2 separate regions of the Homo sapiens genome follow, and region 1 is linked to region 2. A link is a loop called in an ENCODE intact Hi-C map of the cell type or tissue named here. Cell type or tissue: PC-3. All regions are shown on one strand. Each heading gives the region's core, and the rest is flanking DNA. Links, peaks and the distances in the headings are about the cores only.

Region 1 (8,351 bases), core at 231-8,230, 160 kb after region 2:
AAGAATATGGATGGCCATTCACAAAGTGTTGAGAGTGACGCAGATAAAATGGAACCCTCATGCATTGCTGGTAGAAATGCAAAATGGTGCAGCTGCTGTGGAAAAAAAAAATGGCAGTTCTTTAAAAAGCTAAATACTCAAGCCTGTAGCCCAGCACTTTGGGAGGCCAAGGAAGGTGGTTCATGAGGTCAGGAGTTCGAGACCAGCCGAGTCAACATTGTGAAACCCCGTCTCTACTAAATGCAAAAAATTAGCCGGGCGTGGTGGCAGGCACCTGTAATCCCAGCTAAGGTTAACGTATTATCCAGCAATTCTAGGTAAGTAACTGAGAGAAATGAAAATACACATCTAAGAAAAACCTGTATGTGAGTAAATATAGCAGCATTATTCATAATAACCAAAACATGAAAACAACCCAAATGTCTATCAGCCAATGAATGAATAAACAAGATGCGGTTTATCCATACAGTGAAACACTATCAGCTGTAGAAAGGATTGAAGATCTGGTACACGCTACAACCCGAGTGAAACTTGAGGATATTATGCTAAGTGAAAGAAGCCAAACATATAATATTACACATATTATTTATTTAAAATATTCAGAATAAACAAATCCATTGAAACAGAAAGTAGATTAGTGCTTGCCATGAGCTTAGCAGGAAGGAAGAATGGGAGTGACTGCTAATAAATATATGGCTTCTTTTTGGGATAATGAAAATATACTAAAATTAGTGGCGATAATTATACAAACTTGTTAATATACTAAAAACACTGAGTTGTATGCTTTAAATTTTTAAAATTTTGAACTTTATGTTATATGATTGTTATCTCAGTTTTAACAACCCTAATATTCATTGTTTGAAAACATTAAACCTAAATGAAATGTAAATAATTAAGTTTAATATTAATGAGAGAGAAGTACCTTAGTTCTGAAACATTTTTTATAATATGTTTAGAAAGATAGCATTTTGGATTAGAGGTTTTACAAAATACTACTTTTATATACATTTTGAAGATGTTTTTACAGAAACTTATTATATAAGCCAATTATTATATTGTATATTTATTTTTGCCCTATCTTATTCTAAGGAGGATTTTTAAAAATTAGGAGTAGTGGGAATTACTATTCCACTAGATTATTAGATTCAGCTATTCATCAACAATTTGTTGTTAAATAAAAGTTTAAATTATAGCTCATGCTTACTGTTATAGAAACTAGTCTAAGAATTTTAGCTTCATTATAACTGATGCAGTAATAGTATATTTGGCAACATCATGTTAGATGGCTTCAGTATTTCTGTTACAAAACTATTACATCAAGAAGTCACAAACTTTCTAGAAGAGGACACTATATAATGGGAATTAATCTGAAGCAATAAGTATTTATTCATTCTAACCTTTCCTTTAAGAAATCTATGGCATGTTTAGACCAAACTGTCAATGCCCTCCTTATGACAATTATGTTTTTTACCCTTCTCTGAGTAGAAAACTGTTTATTTCCTTATCTTACTTAATTAAGGGTAATCATTCATGTAAGTTGAAATTTCCTGCTAAGAATAATGCCCAAGAACATCTCTTCAAAATGCCATTTACCCAAGGTCATTACAGTTCATTTTATAGGCACTGGACATCTTGATTCTTAGACATCTCCCTAGAATATGATCTCTATCTTTCAAAAACAACATAAGAGCAATTTAATACAACTCTTGCCGGATTCCTCTTTCTTAATAGTGAAGCTTATCCAAAGTCCCTCTTGACCTGTTTCAAATACTTTATACACCCAAACAAAAGCTAAAACAGTTGTTACTGTACATGCACTTATCATTTGTAAAAGATATTGTGGCTTCTCTTTGATTAGAATTTTTGCTCATTGCCTGGTTCCCCAAACACATCAGGTGACTGTTGCTAGGCAACCAAGCAATACCATACAGAGAATTCTCCCATCCATCTCAACAGATGCCATCTCATTTAGATACAAAGGGGTTCAAAGTTTCAAAATTTGTTTTTGTCACTCAATAAGTCAATATTATTTGGTGGTGCATTTCTGATGAGTAAATCATAGACAGACCACATTGAAAATACTCATATTGAGAAATTTTATCATCAACATTCCACAATTGTATGGTACACACTAATAAAAATTTTTGAAAACATGTAATAAAATGTGTTAAATTTCAAATACTGCTTTATTCAATCCTGACACAAAAGTTAATACCATGTAAGTTGTTGTTTTGCTTGTTTAGAAAGGTTTTATTTTAGAATCAATTAATAAATTGAGAAAAACAATAAACAGTTTGTTTTGTAAGACTTAATACAGTGAAACAAAAGCATTTTTCAAATATTGTTATCAGCTTTGGAGACCTCAAGATGCCTATATCACACTTTAATAAAAATGTAATGTTTCCCAACTGCTTCTAAATTTATCAGATTCAGCTGTTACCTTCGATTTAATTCTATTCTTTATGTAATCTAGGGCTAGCTTCTGTGCACAGTTAATTAACGGTTCTAAAGAGTTTTGTTTTTTTTTTGGTATATCAGGTCTCATTATAGACATCAACTGATCTTCAGATCAAAGAAAATTCCATACAAAGTTTCTTTGTATGGTAACCCTTTAGTAAGTTATTTATAGCAATCCATTACAAAAATTGTTAAGGTATCTTAATGTATGGCACAATCTTCTACCACATCAAATAAGCAACCTTAAAATATTGTAATAAATGATGGCAACTGACTGAAAGATAGCAACCTCAAATATTTAATTTGTCCTCTTCTGACTTTGAGATTTTGTTCCAAATCTGTAAGGAATGTGTGCTTTAAAGCAGTTGGTTGTACCTAACATAGCTTTCGACCCCCCTAGAAGTTACTCATGTAGGTGAGTGAGGCTAGAGTTTTGTCCAAAAGAAGGGATTGTCAGCAGTGCCCCACTATGAAAAGCTAACTATTAATCTAAAAATAAATAAATAAACCAGCTCTGGAAAACTCACTCAGGAGTCAAACAAGAGAAAAGCTGCTTATGAAAAGGAAAATAGAAATGACTTTCTGATGGAACAAAGATTAAGCTCATAATTAAATATTTATTATAAAAATGACTAAAATGACTAACACTTGTGTAATAAGGGTAATTTTTAATGCTCTTTGACATAATTCTTTTTCACTTAATCATCAAAAGAGGCATGCTATACAGGTATGTTTCTCTATTTTATGAAATAATAAATTAATGTTCAGAGAACTAAAGACAACAGGATTAAAAAGGACCATGGTCATGTGACTCACGATTTAGTGGTTTGGCATCTACACTTGTATCCTAACAGGTGAAGACTTCTGCTTTAGAAATTCCTATGACTGAGTTCTTTCTTTTTTATTTAAAAACTCAGAAACAGTGTGTCATTTTTTGAATGTTTAATATGACCTGGGTGCTAGAGAAATTAAGTTGCATATTACCACAGATTTGGGAGTCAATCAGGCAATCATCACCATATCAAAAATGTACTAAGATATTTTGGAAAGTAACAAATTGGTCACATCACAGCTTCTTATTTCTCTGTAAATAGATTTGCAAAGAGAAAATCAAGCCAGAAATATTCAAAATTAACTCTGTCAGTCAAGCAGTTTCATAAAATCATAAAACTGAATGTGCACTTTCTGCTTTTGGAATGTGTGCCTCCCCTATTTAAATATTGCTGTAAACAAGTCACTTTATGAGGCTGAGACTTAATTCTCTTCTGCCTTATTCCTCTCTCTATATATATATTACAGTCATTATGATCTTTATATAAAACCATCCAAATTCAGTTTCCTCTGGAAAGATCTACCTTGAATCATAAATATTTACAGAACATAAATATTCATGAAATTAATATGTATGGATTTAAAGGTTACCTATATTTTAAAATTGCTAATTCTTCGGGAAAGTTAGGGTCAAAATTATCCCCACTGAGGTTATTCTTTCAGTAAATAATCCCCAAAAGGACTCCCAAACAAAATTTTCTTTTTTATTTTTCTATACAAATCCTGATGTAAGCTCCAACTAAAGTAGTGATAATCTACATTGAAATGGGGAGGGAAAATATGTAACTGATTTTCTAAAAAACATCTTCTTACAATCAAGGAAAATCATCATTACATGACTTCACTTTTATATAGTCATGTGGTCCCATCATAAATCTCCAGAGTTCTATTCACTCAGACTAAATGCAGCTACTTCTGAATTTTGCAAACTTCTAAGGTACTATGAAAAAAAGATTTAAAGTAAGGGGAAATTGAATAAGTATTATAAGAACAGATATGAAGAGCTGTCCTTTAATATGTTATGGCCAGAAATTTATTATACCACATGGTTATTAGATTGGAACACATTTGAAAGATATTTAGAATATTTTTAGTCCAAACCACTTTGCAAAAATTTAACAAAAGCTTTGTTTTGTTGCATAAGTAGGTGGCTAATTTGTTTACATATGCCAAAATAGCATCAGTTTGTGGATATATTGCAAAAGAGTGAAAATTTATCGAGTACCTTTAAAAAAATGAGTGCAGGAAAAATAAATTGACTAAATTTGCATGAATCTCTATTTTGCTATCAAAATAAAATTACAGATGGTGGTGTTCTTGTTTTGCTTTTACAGAGGATAGTGCAGTCTTAGAATACTATAGGGTGGCAAGATAAACCCAATGAGTTTGTTTCTACCATTTTTTTACAATACAAAATATTTTACGTATTTATGGGGTACATGTATTTGTTACATGCATACAATGTGTGCCAAGGTATTTGTACTATCCATCAACTTGAGAATTCATCATTTCTATGTGTTGAGAGCATATCGAGTCCTCTCTTCTATCTACTTTGAAATATACAATACATTGTTGCTAAAATAATGACCCTACTGAGCTATTGAAAACTGGGGCTATTTCTACTACCTATCTCTGTGTTTGTACCCACTAGCCAACGCCTCTTTGTCCTCCCCTCTCACCAGCACACACTTCTCAGCCTCTGGGAGTTTATCAATCTATTCTCTATCTCCATGAGATCAACTTTTTAAGCTCCCACATATGAGTGAGAACATGTAGTATCTGTATTTCTGTTCCTGGGTTATTATTGCTTTTATTATACTTAAAATAATAAAATCCAGTTCCATACATGTTGCTGCAAATAATATTATTTCATTCTTTATTATGGCTAAATAATATTCCAGTGTGTATATATACATCACATTTTCTTGATTCGATGGTCTGCCAACCGATACTTAAGTTGATTCTCTTTCTTTGCTATTGTGAATATGCTGCAAAAAAACACACAAATGAAGGTATCTCTTTGATATAACAATTTCTTTTCCTTTTGATAAATACCTAGTAGTGAAATTTCTGGGTCATACGATAGTTCATTTTTAGTTCTTTGAGAAATCCACACAGATTTTTTTGTAGTGGTTGTACTAATTTACATTCCCACCAACAATGTTTAAGAGTTCCCTTTTCCCTACATCCATAACAGCATCTGTCATTTTTTGCCTTTTTAATAACATACCTTCTAACTTGAGTAAGATGGTATCTTGTTGTGGTTTTGAATTCCATTCCCTTGATGACTAGTGATGTTGAGCATTTTTTCATGTGCCTTTTGCATATTTGGATGTCTTTTGAGAAATGTCTATCCATGCCCTCTGCTCACTTTTTAATGGAATTATTTGGTTTTTCACATTGTTTGTGTTTCTTATATATTCTGGATATTAGTCCCTTTTTGGATGAATAGTTTGCAAATATTTTCCCCCATGCAACAAGTTGTTTCTTCACCCTGTTGATTGTTTTCTTTGCTGGCCAGAAGTTGTTTAGATTAATGTAGTCCCATCTGTCTACTTTTGTTAGGTTTGTCTGTGCTTTTTAGCTCTTAGCCATGATATCTTTGCTTACACTAATGTCTTGAAGTGTTAACTCTATCTCTAGTTTTTTTTCTCCTACTAGTTTTATAGTGTTTGGTGTTACATTTAAGTCTCTAATCCATTTTTAGTTGATTTCTGCATACTGGGAGATATATGAGTCCTGTTTCATCTTCTGCATATGGATATTCCATTTTCCCAGCACTACTTATTGAAGACGGTGACCTTTGCCCAGTGTTTGTTCTTGGCACCTTTCTCAAAAGTCAGTGGGGTAAAAACACTGATTTACTTCTGGACTCTATGTTCCATTAATCTATGTGTCTGTCTTTATACCAATACCATGTTGTTTGGGTTACTATAGCCTTGTAATATATTTTGAAGTGAGATGCCTCTAGCTTTGTTCTTTATGTTCAGGATTGCTTTGGCTATTTGGGCTTTTTTTTTTTTTGCTTCTAAATGAACTTTAGGTTTTGGGGTTTTTCTGCTAATCTTCTAAAAAATAATGTGGGTATTTTAATAGAGATCGCATTTTTATTGCTTTGGGTAGTGTGGTCATTTAAATGATATTAATTCTTCTGATCCAAGAGTACAGGACATGGTTTCATTTATTTGTGTCCTCTTCGATGTCTTTCATCAGTTTTCCTTATAGACATCTTTCATCTCCTTGGTTAAATTTATTCCTAGAGTTTTTTCGTTTTGTTTGTTTGTTTCTGTAGTTACTAGAATGGGATCGCCTTCTCAATTTCTTTCTCAGTTCATTATCCTGAATAGAAATGCTACTGATTTTTGTACATTGATTTTGTATCCTGCAACATTATTGAAGTTATTTATCAAATCTAGGAGGTTTTGGTGAGGTCTTCAATGTTTTCTAGATATAATATGATATCATCAGCAAAGAGGGACAAATTGACTTCCTTTTTTTCCATTTGGATGCCTTTTATTTTTTTCTCTTGCCTAATTTCTCTGGGTAGAACTTTCAATACTGTGTTGAACAGGAATGGTGAAAGCAGGCATCCTTGTCCTGTTCCAGACCTTAGAAGGTAGGCTTTCAGCTTTTCATCATTCAATATGATGTTAGCTGTGGGATTGTCAAATATTGCATTAATTATGTTGAGTTATGTTTCTTCTATTCCTAGTTTGTTGAGAGTTTTTTAAATCAGGAATCAATGTTGAATTTTATCAAATGATTTTTCTGTATCTATTGAGATGATGGTATGGTTTTTGTCCTTCTTTCTTTTGACATGATATACCACATTTGTTGATTTGCATATGTTGAACCATCTTTGCATCTCTGGCACAAATCCCACTTGGTCATGGTATATTATTTTTTCAATATGGTACTGGATTTTGTTTGCTAGTATTTTGTTGAAGATTTCTGTGTCTAGGTTAGGGATATTGGCCTGTAGTTTTCTTTATTTGTTGTATCCTTATGTAGCTTTGATATCAGCATAATGCTGACCTAATATAATAATTTAAAGAGATTTCCCTCCCCTATAATTTTTTGGAATAGTTTATGGAGGACTGGTATTAGTTTTTGTTTAATTGTGGAATTTAACTGTGAATCCATCCAGTCCTGGGCTTTTCTTTATTGAGAGACTTTATTTACTGATTCAATCTCACTAGTCATAATTGGTCTGTTTAGGTTTTCTATTTCTTCCTGAGTCAATCTTATATGTTTCCAGAAATTTATCCATTTCCTATAGGTTTTTCATTTTTGTCAGAATATGGTTGTGCATAATAGTCTCCGATGATCTTGTATCATCAGAGTTTAATATCTGTGGTATCATTTTTAATGATGTCTCTTTTTTATTTTCTAATTATTTGAGTCATCTCTCATCTTTTCTTCACTATTTTAGTTAGTGATTCATCAATCATTAACTAAACTTTAAAAGAACCAACTTTTAGATTTGTTGACTTTCTATATATTTATAGTCTCTATCTAATTTAGTTCCATCAGGTCTTTATTATTTCTTTCTTTCTGCTAATTTGGAGTTTGATTTGTTCTTACCTTTTTAGTTCCTTAAGGTGCATCATTAGATTGGTTATTTGAAATCTTTCTAATTTTTTGATGTAAGCATTTATTACTACAAACTTTTCTCTTGTCATTGCTTTTGCTGTATCTTACAGGTTTGACTATGTTTTATTTCCATTTTCATTTTAGAAATTTTTTGAGTTTCATCTTAATCTCTTTATTGATGCAATAATTGTTCAGGAGAATGTTGTCTAATTTCCACATATTTGGATAGTTTAAAGATTCCTCTTGGTGCTGATTTCTAGTTTTGTTTCATTGTAGTCTGAGAAGATACTTGATATGATTTCAATTTCTTACACTTTACTGAGATTTATTTTTTTGGCCTAGCATATGTTCTATCTTGGAAAATATTCCATGTGCTATTGAAAAGAATGTATATTCTTCAGTTGTTAGGTAGAATGTTCTGTTAATGTCTATTAGGTACATTTGGTCTAGCATCTAGTGTAAATCTAATT
Region 2 (8,351 bases), core at 131-8,130:
TGTATTGTTAAATATTTTTTAATGTGAAAGGGAATTCTCTGCAGGATATATCAGCTTTTTTATTTATTTATATTTATAAGGTTTTCATATAGAGAAAAAGTCAATAAACTTTTTCTGTAAATGGAAAGATAGTAAATAGTTTAGGTTTTGCTGGACATAAAATGGTCTCCGCCAAAATTGATCCTGCTATTATAATGTGAAAGGAGCTATAGACAACACAAAAGCAAATTAATTTGTTTCAATAAGACTTTCTTTGTGGTCACCAAATTTATAATTTTATATCATTTTCACAGGTCATGAAAGATTCTTCCTTAATTTTTTTCAACCATTTAAAAAGATGAAAAACATTCTTTCTTCATAGGTTGTGTAAAAAATAGATGCTGGGTTATAATTTGTTGGCTCCTAATTTTAGACAATCTTGGGGGTTATGGTAATTAGAACACATAGAATTTATTTTTTCTTATTCCTAGACATAAAGCATGAAAAATATTAGGTCCTCAAGCAATCCATGATACCTATCTATAATTCCCAACTGGGTCTTAAAGGAAAGATAAGGAAAAAGACAAATCACAAAGACCTGTGATTGAGTCCCAGCTGGTTGTTTCACCTCCACAAACTGTGTCACCTTGGGCAAATTACTTCTCTGTAGGCCTCACTTCCTTCACCTATTGAAGAGGTTGATTATCCCCACTTCACAATGTTACTATGATAATTTTTTTAAAAAGTTAATAATATAAGTATTCACCACTGTGTCTGGTACCTTAAAAATGCCTCTTAAAGATGAACCTCTTTCTCTTTGGTTAAAATAAAAATAATTTACTGATTATAATCAAATCCTGGTATTCACTTAACTGTAGTTCTCAACCTTGGCAGAATATGAGAACTTCCAGGAAGAGTTATAAACTTTTGATGATAGAGCAACAATCCTAACCAAGTAAATCAGTATCTCTTGATGGATGGGACCCAAGACTCAGTATTTTTAAAGCTTCCCAGTGTGCACCCAAGGTTGAAGGCCTTCACCTTTCACCTTGCTATTTCTTAAACAAAAAAAATGAAACATCAATGCTTCTGTTGTCATCATGTAAATGTTGGAGACATTGGTAAGCAGTTTACTTGGTCATTTATCTCTCTCTCTCAAATAGACTTCTCTTCTGCTCCACTACCTGCCCCGCCACCACTCTTGACATCCCACTGCAAGTTGTTTGGGTTATTCTTTATCACTGAGCTCCTACAGTTCCCTATCTCCTCCAATTTTTTCTTATCCTTCCCTCTAACCCCACTTCATCATCACACAGACAGCCAAGGAGGACCTGGCTGGAAAAGCTTGTAGCACGAGCACATGTATCAACTGGAAAGGGAAGGAGAGACTGAGGACATGACCATATCTCTGTGGATACCTAGGAAAGAAATCAAAATTGCTGAAATTGGACCCTCCATCATGAGCAGCCAGAGAGGCAATAGTAATGCCAAGTCTATACAGGATTGCTAAATGACAGGAAGACACCAAAGGTCAACTGGAGTGGCCACATTAGAGGATTCCACTCCAGGTGACTGTAGTAGTCTCAGACAGTAAAGGATCGGAGTTACAGCAAACAGCACAGTACAGAGATGTGATTTAGTGGCCAGTAATGTATATTTTAATCATATTTTTAATTTAACTTTTATATTTTTCATAACTTCACATTCGATACATTTTTCAAATATTAGCATTTGAAAAGCATGAAGCAAGGAGATTGTTAATTCTGTTAAATATATTTTCACTTTTTTTTTTTTTTTTTTACAAAATGCCAGGGTTGCAATATCACGCCCCCCAACACACACACACACACACACACACACACACATACATACAGTTCTGGCATTTTTCCCAGCATTGTAATCACCGCTTCTCGCATCTCCTGATGCGTATGAAGTTTTAGAGGATCTCTTTCTGGCCACCCTCACTGCAGATGAAGCACCATGACCTAGAACTCTCTCTCAATGGGCACTGGTGTTCCAACCAAACTGGCTCAGCTAAACCTTTCCTACCTCACTCGCCAAGCCTTCATGCACATTCCGAAGGTTAACAGTATCCTCTCTTCCAAGGGCTGCCAACAATTAGGTAAGGCAAAGACTGAGAAGATAAACCATATTTGATTGACACCAAATCAATAAATCTTGAATTGGCTGGCTCTTAAGGGGAGATGAAGAAATGGACTCTGTGTTAAATGTAAAATCAGCAGTGGCAGAGCACTGTCGTGAAATAAAAGTTAATATTATCTCAGATTCCTGACAACCATATGACACGTCATGATTTTTAATATTAGATAAAATCTGGGCACCTGTCATGTACTTAAAGCAAGCCACTTTTTTTCTTCTTTAAAATTTTCTTCTAAGACAAATGCATTAACTACAGAGAACAACCTCTCATTTCTTTTTCCCTTCTGCCTCCCCCATCCTGTCTCTCATAGCTCACTACTTTCTCTATTTCCCATTTTTTTTACATTTCTAAGAAAATTGGCAAAACCTTGTTTTTAATAATCCACAGAATTAAAAAAATTATAGTTGGGTATATATCTAGTCACAATAAGCTAAATAACAAATTCAAAATAAATAGCAGTTTCCTTTTGCTCACTTGGAAGCTAAGAATGATTGTGTAAAGGAAACATTTGAGTAGGAATTCACTGCCTGCTGCTGAAAGCCAGGCTTGCTGTAAACATGTACACAATTTAACAAATGAAGATATATTTGTCCAAACATGACCTCTACAGGGGTCTCACAATTCTGCTGTTCCCATTTCATTTCCTTGAGAAGTAAAAGTTACTTTAAAACCTATAGACAGATCCTCATCTTAAGAACACTGCTTGATTTCTGCTCTCCATACTCCACAGAAATATTGAAGACCTAAACTGATTATGAAAACCTCAGTTACCATATTTCTAAATATATTGCATTATTAACAGATGTCACCTGGAAAATAGTTCAAACATTTGTGGTCTCCTTATTTTTAAGTTGCTATCAAGCTTAATATATGCCTACTGATGCTAAATCTGCAGATATAAGCAAAACCTCCACAAAAGCTTAAAACAACTATTTGAAACAACCACAAAAATATGGAAACTTTGTAAATAAAACTTTTGTGAGATAAAAAAAAATACAAAAATCTGCTCCCTCACCCCAGAACCCAGGGAAATGCTATTCATGAAAAAGGAAAGAAAATACTTCCTCACTTTACCCTTGTCAGGGAGACAAAATTTTACCTCTACCCTCCTAGGGTTTTAGACAGAACCTAATAATTAAATTGACATAAGTCAGATTAACCAGAGAAAAGCATAGAAATTTAATATAAATTTTATGTAATACGGGAGCCCTAATAAGGAAAAGAAGACCCAAAAATTGACAAAACCTAAAAGCTAATATATTAGGTTGAAAACAGAGAGGCAATTGTGGAAAAGTAACTAAATTCTGTGGGGAAGCTAAAAGATGACAAGAATTATTTTGACAAGGTCTGTTTGCACAAAATTCTCTGGGCTATGACTCCCCACTGAAGAATGTTTACCTCCTCATGGTGTAAGGGAACTTTCACAAGGGAGTTTTTAATCTCCTGTTTTCAGAAAAGGGGAGATTAGGACGCCTCTCATGCATTTGCTGTTTTTCAAGTGCATTTAGATCAAAGTTACCTTTACGCCAAAGTGGCATATTTCGGGGTGGCATATTTTGCCACACTTACCCTTGTTCCCTCAGTCGGGTGGTATTGAGAAATGTGTAACATGTGTCCAGATTTTCAATATGCACTATTCCACTTACCGCAGCTACTCTGGGAGAGCCTGAGGGAACACATCAGCAGATGAGTCACAGCTGTGAGCTGCCTGGCCTATGCCAGCATGTAACAGGCTGTCTCACAGGGACAGGAGTGAACTGTGGAGGTCCTGGAGGCTCCCCAGCTTCCCACAAAACACCAAACATTTCAGATTCAGAACTCAAAGACCTGTGCCCCATCAGGGGCTAGGGAATCCGTATTCCCAAAATAACAATAGAAGCTGATAAAAACCAAAGTTAATGGACAATAAAGATACTTCCTCATACATGCACAAACATTGCTAATTTCATGGCTCCCAAAAGGGAGACTTAAAAAACTGCAAATTCCAGTGTTTTCGACAACAAGTAGTGGAAAACAAAAATCACCACACTCATGTCCTACTATCTTATTAGAGGAAGAGAGGAAAAGTTGAAGTCTGTATATCATTCATCTGAATATCAATGTGGAAAGAAAACTGCCTTTTTAAGTCTTCTACTAGCAAATTTTATCAGAAAGTTTGTACCTGGTCTAGGAAAGTAGCCATTTTGACTTATGATAACCTCATAATGTTACACTAGGAAAGATGGCCAAGCAGCGAACAGGCCTACCTTCTCACCTAGTACAATCATCTGTCTGCACACTTCTTTGAGAGCATGGAGCAACGCATGCTCTTCTATAGCAGTAGGGGATGGTATTTAAAAATATATAAGCTCCAAATGGATAAATTAAAGAGCAAATATTGAGATTTCAAATTACTTGCCCAATATCATAGTATCAGAATAAGACTCAAACCAAAGCTGCATGTTGCTAAAGCTCATTCTCTTATTCTCTATAACTTGCTGTATCACATCTATACATCCCACCTGAAGTGACTGCAAGTGAAAAAACACTAGAAGAGTATTTTTTTTTCTAAATAGAAGGGAAAAGTTAGATGTTTCATTGTGGGTTGAACCAGAAACTAAATTACATTAACCTTTATAAAGCAGAATTTTCACTGGACTTACTATTTAAACAGCTTTAAATCTTGGTCCATAGTGTTCAAGATCACAACAATAACAAATATTAAATAATAAATGTCAGACTTTATTACTACCATAAAATTAAATTAGAAATTAATTTTTAAGTGCTTATATAACATTTAGAAACAAATATAAACTTCTATTACTCAGATTAATTAGGATATTACAATGAAAACAATAACACATTTAAACCTAAAGACTTGCATAGTATTATAAGTTTCCTATAACAAACTGGCTAAGGTCTTAATCAGAGGTAATATAAAATCCTAAATGTATTTATTACATAATAAGAAATATTAAAATTGGTCAAATCTTCAACTCAGTGAGTCAAAATAAAATTAACAAAATAAACCTAGAAAGAAATAGAAATACTTAAAGCAAAACCAGAAATCAATGAAAATACAGAAAAACACTAGAGAAGATTAATAAAACAAAAAGTTGGTTCTTTAAAACTATTAATATTAATATAGATATTACTAGTAAAATGAGTAATGTTACAAATAATATATAGTTTAAAAACTAGGACTTACCAACAGAGTAAAGATTTTAAAACAGAATAACACAAAAATATTATATAAATAAATTGACAACCCAGATAAAATTAAATATACATAAGAGATTTTTAAAATTGACTTAGAATTTAAAATAAAAATAAAATAACAATTATTAATTAAATATAATTAATAGCTAAAACCCCATTTCCCCAGCCCATTACAAAATGATTCACCAACACCCCTATGTCCCCCTGACACACACAAACACACACACATATACACACATAACTCTTCAAAAAGCTCAGGTCACATAATTTCAAGAAAACCTTTAACAAATCTAAATCTCTAAAAACAGATAAATTTATACAATGCAAATTGTTTCAAAGACTAAAAAACAAAGGTATCCAACTCATTCTATAATGAATTTATAATCCAAAATCAAAATTATGCAAAGAAATACAATAAACACACCAGACCCAGTTTTTGAAATAGCAGCTAAATTCCTAAATAAGAGCAAATCAAATTTATCAGAGCAAAAAATAACAATGCCCCATCATCAAACATTGCCAGTACCAGAAATGGAAATATGATTCACTCATTCAGTAGAAAAACTGTTAGCAAATGAGATAGTAAAGAATTTCCTTAAACTGACAAAGGGCATAAACCTCAAACCCACATTTAACGGCAAATAAATATTATTTATTTAAGCTAGAAGGGGAACAAAGCATGTGTGTCTGTTATACATTCTACATTTTATGTTTAAAGTGTTTCTTCATAAAATTACAACCAAGTACAGGTTTTGAAGAAAGAGAGAAGGGAGGGAAGCAGGGAGGAAAGGAGGATGGAAAGAAGAAAGAAATGGAAGGGAAGGGGAGGGAAGGGGAGGTGAGGGGAGGGAGAAAGAGGGCATAAGGGGAGGGCAGAGGAAGGAAAGAAATACCTCACTATTTATTATATACCGTTTCTGAAGAATCCTATTAATATTAACAAAAGATTGGACACATGCAAGGACACTGGGAAAAAGGAGAGTAAAAAATAAGATTGTACCACCGTTCACCTAACATTGACTAAGGAGGGGAAAGTCTGAACCTGGCACACTCCTGTGCCTGCCATACGAGATGTTAGTTATAAAAGGATGGAAATAGTTTTAATCACATTTTGTTGTTTTATTAAATGAATTAGTCTTAAAACAAATCATCCCTGGTGACCTAAAGAATTTCTTATTACTAAATTTGCTTCCCAAATACCCTGATATGTATAGACATTGCCCTAGAGCGTAAATGTAAATATCTATTACACAAGGAATGCTCACTGCCTTTTGTAAATCCTTCTGTTAGGCTAAGTTAGATGTTAGTTTCCTCCAACTTTGTTTTGCTTCTGTCATTCTCCCTAAATGTGGCCATACTGTGTGCCCTGGCAAAACTAAATTTCTCAGACAGTAAAACTTAGAAGGAGATTCTCTAATGTGTTTTTCCATATCGCCAGTTTCTGTCAAAAGGCTAGTTTGCCCCCTAGCAACTATCTTGATACTTTTTTAAATACCAATAACACCTACTTGAAAGAAAGTTACCTAGCATTGTTTAATGAGATCCTTTAAATTTTTGAGACATGCTTAAACACATTGAAACTGTTTGTGTGTCTTGTAATTCAGCAGTCTCTATACTTTTGCCTCCATATGTCATGGTGTAATTTATTCCTATTCTGAAAAACTTTTACAACTCCCATGGTTTTCATTTTGGTTTTATTATCTTTTTCTTGATATCTTCTGTGTGTTTGAGAAGAAAAGACATGAAGCTATGGTCCCTAAGGTTATTGATCAATCTAGCAATGAAGAGAATTCTTGTTTCTCTAATTTTATGCTCTTCTCACTTTTGAGTTCTCATAGCAATCATTGATAAGTGTAAACTGCCACCCAGAAAATTGCTAGAAATATCTCGGGAGCTGTTGGACTGCAGGAGTGAGAACTCATTTTAAGATTTAGTACACCCAAAGGAATAGGCAGTGTCTCTGTGGGGAAGAACCCCATACCATGATTCCTCTTTTTTTAATCTTTTGGAAGGTATGGCAGAAGTTGGCTATAAAACTCCAAGTGACTTTCTAAATAAATACTAGTGACAGAAAAGGCTATTACCTTGCTTATTCCCATGTTTGAAACTATGTAATACCGATTCATCATCCCACTTCTCTCCAGAGTAGTTTCTTTCTCAGAAAAGTAAGGTCCAAATGTTCAAATAAGTAAACCAGTCATATGGGAATAAGCGATCACAAACAGAAGTCTTTTCTGTGTCTAGGAGAGGGAATGTACTAACAGCTCTCAGTCATCTTGAAGGTGAGTTAATTCATGTAAAGATCCACTACCATGAAAACATTTACATGAAGAATAGCCCAAGTTCAATAATAACATAGCAAAGATATCTCAGGAACACAGAATGGGTTTGCAAGTTTTCAATACAACAGTTACTTATTTCTCTGGAAGCATTTAGAAAAAAGGAGGAAAGAGAGAGCGAAAGATTCATTTCTATTATATCGTCAACTTCTGCTGTGCCACCAACCAGATCTCGTAACTATGTCAATGTTATGATCTCTCTTAAGGAACCCGTACTTGTAAATTCCTGCACTTTTACCCTCCCCCATCCATTGGAGTCCCTCCACAGAATCTATTACCTGAATCACATACTATTGACCAGGGTATTTTGCATACGGATATTTGTAACACATGTATTTGCTGTGCACTGTCATATGCCTTTAGCTACTTATGGGTTTAGCTTAAATGGGGGCTATAGTGCATCATGTAAATTAGTCCAGGGACAAAGTCTATAGAACACAGAATTGTCATTTCATGATTGTGTTAAGAATATAGCATATCAAACTTGCATAGAAAGTAAAATTAAGAGTTATATCTTGAATAAGGTTTAAATTGAGGATCTCGCAGAAACAGGGATTCACTGTATCTTGTGGGAAAGATGTTAAGGAAAAATGAATAAACACTACTTAATAAGAGAACAAATTGACAACTTTCTATGACCATTAAATTCCTGTCTATGACACTTCTTATAAAGT

Evidence for each region. Peaks named below come from ENCODE experiments on the same cell type or tissue, not always from the same donor. Only the 100,000 strongest peaks of a DNase experiment are listed, where the experiment ranks them.
Region 1: it touches region 2 in a loop (5-fold over the local background); 4 of 110 quality-filtered maps call a loop at or near these places.

What each region holds. Positions count from the first base shown.
Region 1 is chr2:56,577,665-56,586,015 of GRCh38, reverse strand. LOC101927213 (a long non-coding RNA gene) reads right to left here and starts at 96. Exons shown (of 5, transcript XR_001739478.1): 1 at 1-96. In PC-3, for the core only: no CTCF peak of the experiment used is centred there; DNase peaks (open chromatin) are centred at 2,925, 3,255 and 5,555; H3K4me3 peaks cover 428 bases; H3K27ac peaks cover 1,042 bases.
Region 2 is chr2:56,737,174-56,745,524 of GRCh38, reverse strand. No RefSeq gene overlaps it. Among named protein-coding and RNA genes, the nearest start is that of CCDC85A, 560 kb to the right of the region's middle. In PC-3, for the core only: no CTCF peak of the experiment used is centred there; DNase peaks (open chromatin) are centred at 3,534 and 3,824; H3K4me3 peaks cover 949 bases; H3K27ac peaks cover 1,865 bases.